Linked DNA regions of Homo sapiens: regions 2 and 3 are each linked to region 1. The links are chromatin loops, found by intact Hi-C in ENCODE. Cell type or tissue: endothelial cell of umbilical vein. All regions are shown on one strand.

Region 1 (2,500 bases):
CTCTGTGAGTTTCAAGTGGTGGTTTACATTGAGAAATGTATGATTTGATTTTATATTATCAGAAACTGATAGGATTCTATAATTTTAGAAGATGCCCAGCTACCAAAAAAAAAGTCTTATTTCATTTAGTGCGGTTGGGTTCATCTTTCCAAATTGTACAACACCTTCCGAGACTACCATAGGTCCTAACATAGATTTCTTCCCCATTCAAATTTCATTTATTCCTCATCCTCCTGTCAAATGTCATTGGCATTAGTATTTTTATATTTAAATTAGGTATTTATGAATAAGAAAGCACCATATACTCATAGTAAAGTGTTAGAAAATGTGGCATACATAAAGAAAAAATATTAGGTCATGTAATTAGTGATTTGCCACTTGTGTTTTGCTATGTTCATTTCTAGTTTTAGTTATATAGACACATACACAAACACACACACAAGCACACAATTTTTCAAAGCTTCTTGGCCCTCAGTTGGCTATTCAGCCAAAAAAATCATTTATTTCTTAAATTCTGGAATATTTTCAAGCATGTTTTTTCTTTCAATATGACTGCTTGCCCATTGTATCTATTTTCTCCTTCTGGATCTCCTAAAAGATATATATTGGGTCTTTTTGATTTTTTTCCCATGTTTCTCTAATTTCTTGTTCATTATTTCTGTTTGTTGTGCCAAAATGACTCTTTATGGCACTCATTGAAGTTTGTATTTTTGTGGTGTTACTTTAAGATTTCAAGCTGTTTTTTTTTTTTTTTTTTTGATGGAGTCTCGCTCTGTCACCAGGCTGGAACACAGTGGCACAGTCTCAGCTCACTGCAACCTCTGCCTCCCAAGTTCAAACAATTCTCCTACCTCAGCCTCCTGAGTAGCTGTGACTACAGGTGTGTGCCACCATGCCCAGCTAATTTTTGTATTTTTAGTAAATACGGGGTTTCACCATGTTGGCCAGGATGGTCTCTATCTCTTGACTTTGTGATCCACCCGCCTCAGCCTCCAAAAGTGCTGGGATTATAGGTGTGAGCCACCGTGCCAGCTCCCAGCTGGTATTTTTGTATATAGCTGTTGTTGTATTCATGGTTACTATTCTTTCCTTTACATCTTCGGATACTATGACTATTCTTGACTTAAAATCATTTTCACATTTTTCCATTGTTTCCATTCAGATATATATTCTGTACTGTTTTGGACTGTGTACTTTATTATATTAAACTCGCTAAGATATTTTATAATTTTTATTTTATGACACATATAACAGCAAAGTGTTCCCCTCCCAATGTGCTCAATTTTATTTAGGGTGATTTTAGAAGGGCCAAACTTTGCCCTCTGCAGTGCTGGTCTCTAGTCAAATTGTACCACAGAGGCTCCTCCTAGCTCTTACTCTGGGCAGTTACAGCAATATCAGATGTTCCCTGGGATCTGGAATTTCCTGGTACATTCATAGTTCCCAGTGAGTCACACCTCTCTGTATCCTTGCCCTTCTGCATTCCCTTCCAAAACTGACACAGCCCTGGCATTTGCTTTGGCAACAGGATATTAGCAAATGTGACACAAGCAGGCATTTGAAATGTGCTTGTGGATTGGGGCATGTTTTCCCTCTTGCTGCTCTTGAGCCTGACCATCATGACATGAAGCCAGCCCCAGCCTGCTGGAGACATGTAGCCCAGCAGACCAACAGCACCTTTATTAGACACAAAAATGTGGACCCCGGGTCATTCAGGCCCAGCTGGGCATCTGTAGCCAGCTGAGAGGCAACGGTGAGACCAGAGAGATCTCTACCTGAGCCTACTTCCAGCTGTCAGACACTAGGGTGTTGCTTTAAGCCACGAAGTTTGGAGTGGCTTTTAATTTGGTAACAGATAAGTGAAACACAGCTCTAACTTTGATGCCTTTATCACTCTCAGAAGCTGCCCATGGCCCTGTTAGTTCAGCCCTATTCAATGTTGATGTTCCTCTCCTGGATTCTGCTCCATGTAAGTCTTCCATTTTGAGATCTGCAGCCATCACAACAACAGGCATGCACGTGTGCTGTGTGTGTGCCTATGTATATAGGTGTGAGCATGCAGGTGTGAGCATGCAGGTGTGTGTATGCAGGTGTGAGCATGCAGGTGTGGATATTTGCTGTGGAGAAGAGCAGTTGCAGGTAGAGTTCACCTGACATCTTGACCCAGAAATAATTTCACATGTCTAAAACGAAAAAACATTATGCTCCACACAAAGTTTTTAACCCTGGTTTTTATTGTCACTTAGCATAGGTAATACAATTTGCCCCAAAGAATTGAATAGTATTAACATGGAAAGTATAATTTTCAACTTCTAGCTAATTACTTGATATGGATTAACATCTCCTTTTATTTATTATTTCTCTGTTATTGAAAGTCAAGTTTGTCTCCAAGCTTTCCTTATTAAGAACTGCCATCTGTGGGACATCTCTTTACATACACAGAGGTGCATTTGGGAAGCATTTTTTACCTTATTGACGTTAAATACTTGTTCACAGGGGT
Region 2 (2,500 bases), 610 kb before region 1:
AACACTGGGAGCATCCACCCGAGAATCAACACTGTGGATCATTCTGGGGAGTTAATAGTTTTGAGATGTGTCCCAAGATAATTGTTAGCTTGAATTACCACGTGGATGGAACCATGCTGATCCTAAGAGCCAGGTAATGGCCAAAGGTGCCATTCAGGTGAAATCCCCAGGTGGAAAATTCTTCCACTTCCAATGATAGAATTCTATTACTCTGCCTATAGTTTGGTGAAACAAGACTTTACAAATAGAGGACAAGATCCATTTTGCCAAGAACAACCATATGGATTTAACTGCTGCTAACAACCGTTAGGAAGGAACATCAATAAAAAGCAAGCCTGTGAGACAACTCCTTCCCCAAGGGGCGCTTGTTACAGAGCGCGGGCCCCAGCAGGCCTGGTCCATCCTCCACATTCTTTCCTCTCTGACTTATTTTTACTTTCTGTTTGAATTGGCTTGGTTTTATTTTGCCCTAAACTGTGTCTGTAGTCATCCCCCGACAGAGTTTTGAGAGTGAAAGTCCGATCTGCCCACGCTTCACAGAACTCAATGCGGAGCCTTCTCAGGAGTCACTTGACGTCAAGGCTGACTTTTAAATTTGCCAAAAAGGCATTCTTTGGGGAGCGGTCGGCACCATCACTTTCCCTCTTTAGAGAGCTGCTACTGGCTGCTGGAATTCAAAACCCACAAATTGCATTTCTAAACTTAATTCGATACATAGATGAGCGGAAAGATCAGACATTGATGCTATTGTTTTCAACCAAGATGTTTTACTATATCATTTATATTTTGTTTTTTTCTTCCCCCAGTTTTTAAACTTTTTGTTTGTTTGTTTTACAGGCCAAGCCTACTGCTGTTAGAAAACATATTTAGAAATCACTTGGTTCTTCCTTGCCTGAACATCATCTATTTAGTTAGCTTGTGTTGTTTAGATGTGCTTCAGATCTCAAAAAAATAAATTATGTTATTTGAAAGCTTGCTCTCTGCTTGTTTACACTATTAATTTAGAGTCCAGAGGAATCTCTAAATTTGCCTCTAGAAACCACATAATCACCTAATAATACCTTTCCTGACTCCACTTTCTGACACAAAGTGACTTTTGAAACGCTTCCATCTTCCCTTTCTATTTAATGTACTGCACTCCACTCTTTTTTCCTTTCGTTTTTTCTACAGTCCGTCATGGAGTATTTGTTTACCAAATGTTACTTTTCTTGGATCCAATCTATTTTTGAAGAGCGCAAAAGCAAACAACTGTTTGAAGCTGTCAAGCTTCATTTTATTTATGCATGAATAACACAAATAACTTGAAAATGACCTAGTCTGTTTTTCTCAGATTTAGATAGAAAAACTGCTTCCGGCCAATGTTTATGCCAATTTGTTCATGCCAAGTTTCCAGTTTCGGTGCCAACCGGTTTTTACAGCCAAGTTGTAAACCTTCGGTAAACATGGCTTATAATGAAAAGTGCAACACAGCCTGAACCCTGGCACCAGGGGACGGATGTAAATTTATTCTAAGAACAAAATTCTAACAGGAACAGGAGGGGAGCTAGGCTGGCTACAAAGTGTTCCCACCGTAATATGGAAAATGTACAGATGATGATATATTTGATTACTAAGATCCCATTAGGCCAATTTAGGCACTTTATGTATTTCCTTTGCTCTGGACGCTGAGTGGTTTCATGCTCAATTTGAAGCAACTGGCTCATTGTCTCAGGGTGGTTCTAGAACTTTGCCTTCAGGTGGGGCTGGGGAGGGAGCCCTGGCATTTCAAGACAGGAGGGGGTGATATGGTTGGGCTCTGTGTCCCCACCCAAATCTCATGTTGAAAGGTAATCCCCAATGCTGGAGGTGGGCCTGGTGGGAGGTGACAGGGCCATGGAGGTGGCTCCTTATGGTCTCACACCATCCTCCTGGGTGCTGTCATCCCTATCGTGAGTTCTTGTGGGGTTGGCTTCTCATGGTCTGACACCATCCTCCTGGGTGCTGTCGTCCCTATGTGAGTTCTTGTGGGGGTGGCTTCTCATGGTTTAACACCATCCTCCTGGGTGCTGTCATCCCCGTCGTGAGTTCTTGTGAGATCTGGTTGTTTAAAAATGTGTGGCACCTCCCGCGTTGCTCTCTCTTCCTCCTGCTCCAACCATGTAAGATGTGCCAGCCTCTCCTTTGCCTTCTGCCATGATTGTAAGTTTCCTGAGGCCTCCCCAGAAGCAGAAGCCACTGTGCTTCTTGTACAGCCTGTGGAACCGTGAGCCAATCAAACCTTTTTCTTTATAAATTACCCAGTCCCAGGTATTTTTTTATAGCAATATGAGAATGGACTCATACAATGGGTATGTTCATCTGCATTCATAAAGGTACAGAAAAAGGAATCAAATGTTTTATTTTAACATCAGTTCAAAAATGTCCATCCATGTCAACCTCTTCTCTCCTAATATGTTGCATCCAGTGTGTCCTTTGCAAAACCTAAAAAAATTATATCCCTCCCATTTATAACCCTCCACAG
Region 3 (2,500 bases), 110 kb after region 1:
ACTGAAAATGGGGGAAGACATTGGAAAATGGAGCAGAATCTAACACACAAACATCACTACGTGGACGCTTCAGTGTATTTCAGATCACCAAATGTTGATTCCTGAAGTTTCTTGAGTGATGGAGTCATAACCATTTAAGACTTGGTAGGGTGATGATTTTCCATTCATTTGTAAACTGTACAACTCGGCTATATCTTAGTCAAAAGAACTGACCCAGGCAGCTGTTTAGAAAGTGCAGCCAGGAGCTGCAGATGGTGGCCGTGCCTCTCGGCAGGAGTGAGCACAGCAGGCATCTAAGCCCTGAGAAGGACACAAATAGAGATTCCCTTGGTCAGCCAGAAATCAGGCCCATGGAGAATCTGGAACCACTCATGTATCATTTTAAATATGTAAAGAACTTTCCAAATTTGGATCCATTACAACAAATCTGATGGAGGTACTGTATAGTTTTCAAATATGGAAATCCAAAACTACAAACACCAACCACTACTGTGAAATGTTCTGCCAGACTTCAAGAAGACAAAGTACAAACTCAATCTTTATTAAGAAGAAAGTACCTTAATTGCTCATCTGTCTTTAACCACTGACCACCTCTCTTTGCCTCTCTGTTGGTATCTTTGACTTGGGGAAATTTCATCCCATTCCATGTTAATTTAAATTTTCTGATAGCACTCCTGGCAGCTTAATCCATGTAAATATAAATATAATATCTTCTACTGACTTTTGCCAGCAATTTATGTTATTTTTGAATGAACAAATTGGAATCCACTGTTGGAATTTTATCAAAATGACAACAATTTTGCTTATGACAACTAAAAATCATTTTGGAACATCTGACATCCATAGAAACCTATATAGAAGTAAAATTAAAATAACACTGGAAGTGAAAAACAGATGTTAAAAATAATTATTGAAGGTCTATAGAGAGGGGAGACTCTAATATAAAAATTATTATTGACCAATCTTGCAAGATGAGTTTAGCAGGTGTTTTGGTAACTCATCTTAGATTTTTTTATTCAAACTTCAGTAAATGCAACCAACTGCCCAATGCTGGCAAACATAATGAAAGTGTAAAAATGGAACAGAAGGAAAGTGTTTAAAAATATCCTGTATATCATTCAAAAATGATGCCATTAACATTGGTACCCACTAAACACTTTCAAACTATAGTTCAGATCCTGGTACAAGGCTAATTTTTCCCAGATCTCTTAATGAAACATACACAACAACAGGAAGTCTCTTGCTCAGAGTGCAAATACAGATGTATTCTTGTGCCGTGGTTTCTAAGGACTGGAGGTTTCCCTCTAGCCTGCTCTTTATTTATTTTGGAAACATTAACAGAAACACAAGTGGATATGTAAGAAAGGAGGTTCCAATTAATAGTACTCATGGTTTACAGGGTAACCGCTTTATAGTTTTTACTGAACTGTCTACAACTTTAGCACTTAAGAAAACCAACAAATTCAAATCAATTTCATGCCACTGTGTACATACATTCTCTTATTCAAGAAGTATGTATGAGTGCCACTCGGTGCCAAACCCAGGTCCAGCCTCCAGGGAGCTCACAGTCTAGTAATGGAGATAAGAAAATTGGAGATTTGGTAGTATATGATGATAGTTGTGATAAAATATTCATAACCTCAGTGAGTCAAAACAGATTTCACAGGGAACTTAATGTCTAACATTAAGTGGAGAGGATCACCCCAGACAGGTACAGCCTGCTCGGAGAACTGCCAGGACCTCCAGTGGGGTGAGCACGGAGCTCAGGGGTCAGGGCCAGGAGGTGACTGGAAGCATCTCACATTTTGTTGTGTAAGGACTGAGCATCCTCCGTGCAGACAGGGGTGTGGAGTCAGAGTCCTGTTGCCTGTTTACATCAGCGTTTATCCTTTGCTCCATCTCGTGGCATGACAGAACTTTTAACAACTGAAAACTGCACTGCCTTGCCACATGTATGTTTATTTGCACAATGGCTGTGAGAGCAAGCTGGATCTACCATGCAATGGCTGTGCTCTATCTCCTCTGTGTGGGAAATGCAGGGTTCTGAAATGAAAAAGTCAGGCCGGATTCTCAGGCTTTCTTTGCCACCTGCTTAAGAAAGTGCCCGTTTTACTGAACGCACAACACAAAAGTTTCCATCTTCTTCCTCATATGGAAATTTTATGTGAAATTTTCCCTTTTTTTTTTTTTTTTTGTTCCTTCACTTCCAGAATCACAGGCTGCCTGACAGGATTAGCACGTTCCAGGTTCCAACTAAAGCCGTCTTTTGATTGCAATTGTGGTGATTGAGTCTAGGAGGAAAACACAAATGAATTCTCAGCCCTGGGATTGAGTGACATTTAATAAAAAATACTATTTGTTTAACCTGATTGTTATGTTTTTTGAATTATAAAATGCTGAGCATTATGATGGCTGCCAGGTTATGTTATCTACTACTTGATTTTAAGTGCTATCTGTGGGATTTACATGTAAACTGTAAATTGATGTTTTCTTTTTCTTA

The links. Hi-C counts contacts between places; a loop is a spot of excess contacts. Peaks named below come from ENCODE experiments on the same cell type or tissue, not always from the same donor. Only the 100,000 strongest peaks of a DNase experiment are listed, where the experiment ranks them.
Region 2: it touches region 1 in a loop (11-fold over the local background); 3 of 110 quality-filtered maps call a loop at or near these places.
Region 3: a loop joins it to region 1, with 2.5 times the contacts of the local background. A loop is called at or near these places in 6 of 110 quality-filtered maps.

Annotation. Positions count from the first base shown.
Region 1 is chr10:4,539,997-4,542,496 of GRCh38, forward strand. No RefSeq gene overlaps it. Among named protein-coding and RNA genes, the nearest start is that of LINC00705, 110 kb to the right of the region's middle. In endothelial cell of umbilical vein, no CTCF peak of the experiment used is centred here; a DNase peak (open chromatin) is centred at 1,485; H3K27ac peaks cover 1,862 bases.
Region 2 is chr10:3,934,842-3,937,341 of GRCh38, forward strand. It overlaps LINC02660 (long intergenic non-protein coding RNA 2660), which reads left to right. Exons shown (of 3, transcript NR_183984.1): 3 at 838-971. Among named protein-coding and RNA genes, the nearest start is that of LINC02660, 24 kb to the left of the region's middle. RefSeq lists enhancers at 333-522, 563-612, 633-682. In endothelial cell of umbilical vein, no CTCF peak of the experiment used is centred here; a DNase peak (open chromatin) is centred at 1,410; H3K27ac peaks cover 1,621 bases.
Region 3 is chr10:4,648,913-4,651,412 of GRCh38, forward strand. MANCR (mitotically associated long non coding RNA) reads right to left here. Exons shown (of 4, transcript NR_024475.1): 4 at 1,273-2,291. Among named protein-coding and RNA genes, the nearest start is that of LINC00705, 6.0 kb to the right of the region's middle. In endothelial cell of umbilical vein, no CTCF peak of the experiment used is centred here; a DNase peak (open chromatin) is centred at 1,299; H3K27ac peaks cover 1,028 bases.